2 separate regions of the Homo sapiens genome follow, and region 2 is linked to region 1. A link is an interaction called in ENCODE POLR2A ChIA-PET data of the cell type or tissue named here. Cell type or tissue: GM12878. All regions are shown on one strand.

Evidence for each region. Peaks named below come from ENCODE experiments on the same cell type or tissue, not always from the same donor. Only the 100,000 strongest peaks of a DNase experiment are listed, where the experiment ranks them.
Region 2: POLR2A ChIA-PET joins it to region 1 with 11 read pairs; 3 of 35 experiments call an interaction of 5 or more read pairs at or near these places.

Annotation. Positions count from the first base shown.
Region 1 is chr15:39,646,595-39,651,594 of GRCh38, forward strand. The region is part of intron 10 of FSIP1 (fibrous sheath interacting protein 1); the gene reads right to left. Among named protein-coding and RNA genes, the nearest start is that of THBS1-IT1, 63 kb to the left of the region's middle. In GM12878, no CTCF peak of the experiment used is centred here; no DNase peak of the experiment used is centred here.
Region 2 is chr15:40,096,225-40,101,224 of GRCh38, forward strand. All of the region lies in intron 4 of BMF (Bcl2 modifying factor), which reads right to left. Among named protein-coding and RNA genes, the nearest start is that of BMF, 10 kb to the right of the region's middle. RefSeq lists enhancers at 479-528, 1,202-1,715, 2,362-2,931 and a silencer at 1,912-1,961. In GM12878, no CTCF peak of the experiment used is centred here; DNase peaks (open chromatin) are centred at 237 and 2,677; H3K4me3 peaks cover 3,923 bases; H3K27ac peaks cover 5,000 bases.

The DNA of each region.
Region 1 (5,000 bases):
TGAGATGGGAGGAGTACTTGAGCCCAGGAGTTTGAGCTTTACAGTGAGCTATGATTGCACCACTGCATTCCAGCATGGGATACAGAGTGACACTGTGACACACTGTCTCTTAAAAAAAAAAAAAAAGTCTAATGGAAATGAAATCACCACTTAACTTCATAAAGGTATCCACATTTCCTTGTTCATTGCAGCATTATTCACAATAGTCAAGATACTGAAACAACTGAAATGTCTGTTGATGGATGAATGGATACAGAAACTGTGATATACACACATACAGAGAAATATTATTTAGCCTTAAAAAAGGAGATCCTGCCATTTGCCACACGAATGAACATGGATGACATTATGCTAAGTGAAATAAACCAGACACAGAAAGAAAAATACTGCATTATTTCATTTATATATGGAATCTAAAAAAAGAAAAACAAAGTTGAATACATGAAGATAGAATAAAGTGGTTGTTACCAGGGGTGATAGAAGTAGTTGTTACCAGGGATGTGGTGAGACTGGTAGGAAATGGGGAGATATACATAAAAGGATACAAAGTTGCAGACATGTAAGATGAACAAGTCTGGAGGTCTAACATACAACATGAGGACTATAGTTAGTAATACTGCCTTTTATTTGAGATTCTTGCAAAAAGAGTAGATTTTACGTGTTCTTTCCACACATACGCAAAGAGGGTAACTATGTGAAATGAATGTGTTAATTTGCTTGACTATAATAACCATTTCACAATGTATATCAAAACATCATGTTGTATACTTCAAATATATATAATTTTAAAAAAGTGGTTTTTTTGGTGGTCAAAAAAAAGAGATACAAAAACAAAAGCCCTGTGGATGCATCATCTGGGGTTTATTCCACTTGACATATGAGACTCTGCCTTATGGTAGGGCTCAGGTATCCACCTCTGTCCCTTCTGGCCCTGGGCATGCCAAACCTACACCCAGAAGAGACTTGTGCTACCCTTTCCACATCTTTTCTACCCCATGACATCACTGGTATGTTACTCAGATTTTGGTGTTTTCTAACAGTCTCAGGACATAGGAAAAAAATTTACACTTAAAGCTTCAGAACAGCCATTCAAAAAATTATCACTTAATAGAATGAAAACACACATGTACCATGAATAGGAGAGGGAAGGCATTAAAAAAAAAAGACTTCTTAAGGTCAATTTTCCAAAAGGTCTATGTTTAAATGTTCTAACAAAATCTACTGCATAAGGACAAATAGATATTAAACTGTTATATTGGGAAAAATACTGCATGACATAGAATGTCTGAAATCCAAAAATAAATTAATATCACTACGCTTTGCCCTTTAATCAAAAGTAAGTTAGTCACTGGTATTTAATGCACACAAGAATCTAGTATAACATGGACACATGAAGGGGAATATCACACTCTGGGGACTGTGGTGGGGTGGGGGGAGCGGGGAGGGATAGCATTGGGAGATATACCTAAGGCTAGATGACGAGTTAGTGGGTGCAGCGCACAAGCATGGCACATGTATACATATGTAACTAACCTGCACAATGTGCACATGTACCCTAAAACTTAAAGTATAATAAAAAAAAAAAGAAAAAAAAAGAATCTAGTATAAAATTGCTACCAAAAAAAAAAAAAAGAAAAATTAGAGAAACTTGAGATTGTACTGGCAGCTTGAAATTTTCTAGAATTCTAAATTTTAATTTTAGTCTCTACCTTAATATAAGATATTTGCCAAATGTCCATAGAATTGAAGGTTTTGTACTACTCACTAACAATATATAATGTTTGCTTAACTTGGGTTTGATGTAGACCAGTGGTTCCACAAACTAGATCATAACCTTAGAAGGTGAGACATACGCATCGTAAGTTCTTAAAAGTTCTCCAGGTGATTCTCATCTGCCGTGGTTGGGAACCACTGACACAGACCAATGCTTTCCAAGACCCCACCTTGTTAGGAAAAGAAAACACAAGTATAGCAGTTAAGAACCCAGGAGTAACTCAGAAGAAGTAAGTTAAACAGATTTTTAAAATTATAGTGATGTAAATAAGATACTAACATTGGTGCCCAAAAGTAAAGGTAGGTTGGAAATGGTGAAATGTGTGATGTAATTGGTAGTTTGGGGCCTATCAGGGAGACTTCTTGGGAAAGTCTTAATTATAAACTGAATTATAAAGGTCAAGAGTCAGTAAATCACAGAATAAAGAGGCAGGCATTTTAAAGATGACCCCTTCAAATAATCTGAGCATTCAAGCCACCAAGTAATAATGACTATAATTATCATGTGTTCTATCTTTATTTTATATCATTATTTAAAAAGGAAAGCTATTTCAGACTGGGATTTCTTGTGCAAAGTTTTTTTTTTTTATTTGGGTTTTTTGTAACTTATGGAAAATATTTCACCCAAAAAGGAATGGAAATCTTTATCCAGCCTAAGAGTGAGTGGAAGAGAACTAAGCAAACGGAAACAACCAATAGCTCAAAAGCTGAGTACCATAAACACCTACACATTTGACTGGACACGATTTCAGTCTTCTTTAAGAGGAGGGACTTAAGAGTCTTAAGAGTTTTCAGCTGGAATAAGATGTATAAGGATAAATTATGTTTATTCACATAAACTGTTTTGCAATATGAAAAGACCAAAAACACCTGTAAAGCCAGTGTGGCTCCCACTCCAGGAACTCTAGCTGGTAATGTTTCCTGACAGAGTAATTTATCCTAAATTTCACATCCTGCAAGCATAAGGGTCAAATATATTTTAGTCATAAAGACACTATAAGTTTCCGAGTAGAAATGCTTCAAGTTTTCAATCTCCAAGAACATTTGTCCCACCTATTCTGATAATACTTTACTATCCCTTTGTTTTTCAAGATACCAGAAATGACTGAGATGGAATTTACTCTAGCTTACTTCTTATATTTAAAAAGATCTCTTGCTTTTGCATTTATCTAGGCACATATAAAAATCAATATGTGACCTACTACTACCCAGACAGAGGTTAGCATCATTTTCTAAGGCTCCTTGCTCTTCACTGTACTTTGGTCTTTTCCATCCCTGCCTGACTCTACACCACTCTCAGGCTATTCTTCCCAGACACTTTTTCTACTCTGCCGTCGTCCTCTGCCCAGGAACCAACAAAGCGTTCCCTGTCGGATCAAGTCCTGAACACTCAGCTTGACCCTCTCTAATCAGAAGAATCTGCCTCTTCAACTTTATTTCCACGTTCCCCAACCTTTTCATTCTAATTAAGCCAATATCCCGATTGCCTTCCATAGAAATCATGTTTTCACTCACATACCTACTCAGTAAACACTTATTGAGTGCCAGCTGAGTGTCAGGCCTCGTGCTCATTTCTGGCCCCACACTTTTGTTCCTGCTGGCCTGGCTCAAATGCCAAGTCCTCCACAAAGCTCTCTTCAGCTGTGCTGATTCCCCACTCAGCGTCCTTATCCTCGGGATTCCCCACATCAGCATTCGCAACCTGAACTCACACAGCACTTTTCTAGAATACTTTCAGACATTCTGTTTCAAATAAATTTGGAAACTCTGGTTCAAACTCAGTTGGACAGGTTTCTCTACTATGGAATTCTCAGAGGCTTTAATAAGCTACCATCAGTTGTGAATTCCTAAGAGGGTTATATAATATTCAGAATTTCACAAAATTCCTTGGCCATAAAAATTTTACAGTATAATTGCTGAAATCCCAGGACAATCTTATTTGGGAAATGTTGCCTACTATTATTTAAAATTGGTACCACACAATTTATCACTTAATCACATTGCTGGCTATATGGTATCATCCTGTTACTTCTCTGTCTTCTTTCTATACATCTTTGTCCTTTTCAAATACCCAAAATATTAAGTCCTCCCTTATGACTAAAAGTAAAGAGTAAACCAAAAAATACTGTCTCAACCCTTGGGGAAAGTTTTCTAATATGTATTTATTTACCTCCCTGCCTTAGTAAGCAGTACAATCAATGGATCTTTGATGGCTGAGACAGGTTGAAATGGCAAAAAGACAACAGCACCACTTTTGAAAACGACTTTATGTAGACCACCTCCCTGGCCTCAGCGTCCTCATCTGAACAAGAAGGGAACTTCCCAGTTCTGACGGTCTATCGTACAGCATCTCAGCGTTGTGATTCTTAAATAAGTATTCACTGTACAATCCTATAAAGGTAAGAGCTAAACAATCAGATATCACCCCCAGAACATTCTTCGGAAGTCTCTGTGCTCTGCTTTCTTACTAATATAATAATAGCTTGTTTTCTTATGATTTTCCTCCTTCGAATAAAAACAATTCCTATTAATTTAGGTTTCCTGTCATTTGGCTTTGAGTTAACACAGGCTTTACTTGACAGGGAAGGGAATGACTCGGCAATCACAGCAACAGCCACACCTGCAGTGCTCCTTCGTTTCCCAAGTGCAGCCAGTAACTGGTCAGATGGAGTCCCAGAGGGCATGGGCCACAGAGAGAGGAAGTCATCTGATGGGAGGGTGGGCATGAACCCATGGACATGAACCCATGAAAAACAGCTGTCATGTGTCTCCATATCTAGTTATACTTCAGGTTCTAGTGGATGAACAACCAACCAACCAATTTGTTTTATAATGTAGGGTTTCCTAAGTTAACAAATCTTAAATTTCTTAAGCTTCCAGAGCCCACTGGAAAAAGATCATCACAATTCTAAGACTCTGGAAATGATGAATGTCAAAACAATCTCTATTCCATTATTCCAATAAATTTTGTGACATTGATGTGATTTTCACACAATGTTTAATGCAAAATGACAAGCAACTCAAATTTCCATATTATTCTTTTAACCATCTGTAAAAAATAGATAAATATGACATCTGGTGAAAGCTCTAATGAATGAAAAGTGCATTATTTCCTCCTCACAGCAGGTGTGTGACTTTGGGCAAGTTACTTCTCTAAGCCTCAGTTTTCTCATCTGTAAAATGGGGCTTATTTCATAGAGTTGTCCTGGGTGTTCAAAAAAATAATG
Region 2 (5,000 bases), 450 kb after region 1:
CAAACTCTGTTTCATCCCACACAGCCTCTGCCCTAAGCACAAAGCGTGTTCCCTACGCTCCCTGGATAAGAATCTCCCTCTGCCTCTCCCCTTTTCAGATCCAATTCATACCCTCTGGGGGCTCTGTGTGTCACCAGTGTTCCAGATGCTCCAGCTAGAGCTAATTCACCCCAAAGTATCAGAGGAAGAAGCAAAGCGAAGCCGTGTGCAGCTCTAAAAGAACCTAACTCACAAAATGCAAATTTACCAAACAGAGAGCAACTTATAATATCTCAGATACAGAACAGAGCACTTTCCTTTCTTCTCATGTGATCCTCACGATAGGAAGAGCAGGTATTAATCAACCCATTTTAGAGCGACGGAAACAATGGCTCAGAAAAGTCATCCCAAGTTAGTTGGGAGGGGTGTAATTTGAGGCCCTGACTTCTGACTCCAAAGCTATGTTCCTTCACTAAAATTTTACAGTGTGTTTATTGACATTATGAAAATAGCATTACCTTTTTCAAAGCAAATCACCACTGATCTGCTCCCCTAGTATGCTTAAAGACATTGTTTCCAGATCATTAACTATTTAGTAAGGACGCTGTGGACCAGAAAAAAATAACCCTTTCAGAGGCAGAGCTAACTGAAGATCAAACAGAAATAAAGCTAAAACTGGTCTGAAATTATAACTTCAGACTGTGATCTGAAACCACACTCAATCTCTTCAAAATGCAGAATTGTCTATACTCTAGGGGAAGGTGCACAGTCCACGATGTGAAGTTTTCCTCCCTCTTCCCTTTTCCCTGTCATTCTCTAAACCTACTCAGGCCAAGGCTGAAAGAAAGAGCCTTGCAATTAAGAACAGGAACATTGAGAGCAGGAAAATTCCTGCTTGAAGGAAGCTAGGAAGATGTTTTCTGTTGAAATAAGGACATTTTAATGAAGCACCCAACTGAGCTATCAAGCACCCAACTGAGCTACCAAGCACCCAACTGAGCTACCAAGCACCCAACTGAGCTACCAAGCACCTAACTGAGCTACCAAACACCTGAGCTACCAAGCACCCAACTGAGCTACCAAGCACCTAACTGAGCTACCAAGCACCCAACTGAGCTACTAAGCACCCAACTGAGCTAAGAGTTATGTGGATACAAAGATGATTAAAATATTATAAACTTGGTTCTCAATTGTTTTACAATATAATGGGGAGAAGAGCAAGAGCACCTAGCTGAGTATCACATGAGGCAGAGCGGGTTGGGGCAGCAAATGTGTGCTTCCTTGTACCCTTGTTTTCCGGAATGTGATTGCTGGGCAGCAGGTATGGGGCGATTGGACCATGGTTCCAGAATCCATCAAATCTGTATGACGCCTAGCTCAGCAAATTACGGTGTGACTTGGACATGTTACCTCACTTCTCTGAGCCTCAGTTTCCTATAACACAGTGGCAATGGAGTCTAAAAGTCCAAGGTTGCTGTGGTGATTACGTAAGAAAAATATACATGAAGCACTGGGCCTGGGGGCTGCAAGGAGCAGGCTCCTCCTTCCCTGGGGAGCACAAGGAAAACCTGGGACTCACTGGCTTTGCAGAGCACGTCTCTCAATATGCTCTGCAACAGGGCCGGCCTGGGGAGCACCATCTTCCCGGCAGACTCACGAAATCCCTGGGAGATCCCTGACTTTCTGCTTTGAGACTGCCCACAGCAGCCACAGGCCATGGGGCTCAGGATTCTAGGCTGCCAGGGTAAGCCAAGGATTCTGAAACCCAGAGGGCAACCCCTTGGACCCAGTGGGCCCACTGCCTCAGACTGCTTCTGACCCAGAGGCCCGAGGAACGAGCAACGTGGCAAAACGGAAAAGGAAAAAAAAGACTCCTTGCCAAGAGCTTCCTCAGCCCAGCCAGCAGTGTTAACAGGACATTGAAGCCACCATGGCCACGCCCATTGCTTCTCTAAGGAAAAAAGAGCAGTCCGAAGCCAGCCAGCTCTCAGTGGAAGATGGCAAGGCTTCCTCTAACGCAACTGGAAGACACTGGCTCCAGCCACTGGGGGTTGAGGGGTACGGTTCGGGGACAGAGCTGTGCTGCACCATCCATGTCCCCAGACCCTTGTTTTGCACCTCCACAGCCTGGAGGGAGGAACTACTGAGACCCTTACTCAGTTTCCTTCAAGCTGAGAACAGCTCCATCAAACTACTGGGCAACTTCTTCAGAGCTCAGAAGGGCACAATGGTGTGTGCCCTGGTTAAAGAAGGGAGAGGGAGGGGGTTCGGGGGACAAGCCTGTTGTGTGTATTATGCTATGCAAAATAACCCCAGGTTCTGACACTCGACTTGGGGTCTTTTCAGCTGACTGTTCATGTCCTGTCCAGGACCAGGTCAAGGCAAACCAGGCAAGGAGGAAGGATGGAACCCTCCCCTTCACACACGGACTGATTGTGTGCTCTGGTCATGGAACATGACCTCTTGGCTGCCAGACATGGATCAAAAGGCAAACCAGTCATTTTTCTTTAACCTTCTTTCTTTGTGTCTCCCTTAGTCCCCTCCTCCCATCACCCACTTTCCAAAAAAAAAAGCCAATTTCCATCCCATGGCAGGCCTTGGTGGGGAGGGAATGAACTCTCCGGAACTACAAGGCCCTTCTCCTGGAAGAGAGAGCAGTCAGGTGCAGAGTGTGTGGGGAACTCAGCCTCTAGTCTGCCACGCTGATGACTCAGAAGCTAAATATAGCGAGCGATATAAACAGAGCCAGCCACAGAGCAAACACAGGGCCCCCAGCCCCGGCGCTGGCTCTCACGCACTCTGGCTCTCCGCAGTCCCTCCCCCAGCCTCATTCTTCCCCTGGCACTGTCCTAGGTGGGCCTCCCACTCCTGGGACAGAGGCTGGCTTCCTAGGGACCCATCTCACTCTATAGCAAACCTCTGGGGCCCCTGCCCGGGGCTGTCCCATCTAGACGCTGAGCAACCTAGTTAGCCAGCTTAAGTTCCAGAAAACCACTCACTAATAACTAGAGAATCCCAAAGTGTCAGGAAGCAATCAGGGGCTCCCTGAACAAAGGATCCAGTCTGCTAGGCAGAGAAGCTGCTAGTTAATAAACCATGCAAACACCAACTCGGGTACAACTTCCAAAAGAGCTCCCCAAATTACAAAGTCAGGTCCAAGCAAAATCCTAAAGTCATCTTTTAACATATTTCTAAAAGTACTCAACTGTCCCTGACTTAATAGTTATTTGTATCACAACTCCTAAAGGCCCTTCACATCAACTAGGCAAGGTAAGTATTAGAAACCAAGACTAAGCCGGGTGCAGTGGCTCACACCTGTAATCCCAGCACTTTGGGAGGCCGAGATGGGCGGATCGCCTGAGGTCGCGAGTTCAAGACAAGCCTGACCGACATGGAGAAACCCCGTCTCTACTAAAAATACAAAAATTAGCCAGGCATGGTGGTGCATGCCTGTAATTCCAGCTACTCAGGAGGCTGAGGCAGGACAATCACTTGAACCCGGAGGCAGAGGTTGCAGTGAGCCGAGATCGCACCACTGTACTCCAGCTTGGCAAGAAGAACGAAACGCTGTCTCACCAAAAAAAAAAAAAAAAAAAAAAGGCTTGGAGAGATTACATGATTTGCCCACGAACACATAACTTATAAGTGGCAGAGCTGGGATTTTAACAGATCTGCCTACAAGTCTAGGATCCTTTTTGTGATATTACAGCTAAAGATGGTTTCAACTGAGTGGCTGAAAGTTTTCTCAGATTTCATTTGCCAAAAAGTCTAATTACTATTCAGAGATTTCCAAACCCGGCTTTTCTGAATGGAGCCACTCCTGGTCCAAGTGAAAAAGCCATTTCCAACATGAAGAATTCCAACCCTCCTGTAGCTTTACTCACTCGACTGTTTACAGTAACTACTGTTTTTGAGGATTCTTGGCTTCTTAACATTGCCCAGAAATACCCCCAAATGTCATGATGGGCCACTGGGACAGAAGACTCTCCCAAGGGGAGGGGATACCACTTCCTGCCCCTCCTTAGGCTCGTGCTGAATGAGGCCATGGCACAAGGACAGGAAAGCTGGGGCTCAGACCTTCTGGCCAGGGCAGCCCAGGGGCTCAGGGAGGAAGTACATCTGCACCATGCTCTTCCATGCAGAAGCTGGACACAGAAGCACCACAGCACCACCCTCAAGATAAGTCATTATCAGCAGACCATCGGGGGTCCCTGCCACAGTTTGTCAGCTCACAGAGGAGCAAACAGGGGAACCTTCACTCCTGCCCCGGCCAAAGGAAGGTGGGATGTGTGGTGAGGTTCTGAAAGGTTTTTACCTCCACTCACTCTGCCTCCAACTCTCTTGCTGCTTTGGAGACACAAAGAGCTGAGGCGGAGCACCCTGCTAACTCTGATCTTCTGCCTCCGGTTTTTTGCCTGTGGATCTGGAAGAGTCACCCTGAACTGGTAACTCGGGTGACCAGGCTAGTCCTCCACCTAGCAAGGCTCTTGGGAAATGCGCTGAAAGTGCAGATGGCCCACGTAAAACGACACCCAGGGAAACTTGGAACCTGTTGCATCTGGAGCCAGGTCGATACACTCAATTGGGATTTCATGGCATCAGCACGCCCCCTCCCTCTGCTCCATACCTCCAAGGGAGAAGGTCGTTCTGGTGCAAAAAAACGAGTAACTCAGGTCTGTAACCAGGGACAAAAAGGGGGAGTGCACACTCTCCACAGGACTATGGACCAGTGGCCACTGTCTAGCCCCAGGACACTATCCCAGATGTAGGGGAAAGGTGACGGTCAGGCCTCCTCAAGTCCCATCTGCCTCTAGGGTTGCTTTTCTTGGCTCTCTAAATCCAGCCCGCAATGATGGGGAATGACTATCATTCCCTGAAGAGAAATCGATAAGGCCAAGGTCCACAGATGATCAGTCTGGACACTAATTCCTCTGGACCAGGCAGGTGGAGGGAAGTTCAGGGGAGGCAGCTCTGCTCAGGGAGTCCCCTGCCAGGTGGAGTGGGAAATGAATTGTGAACCA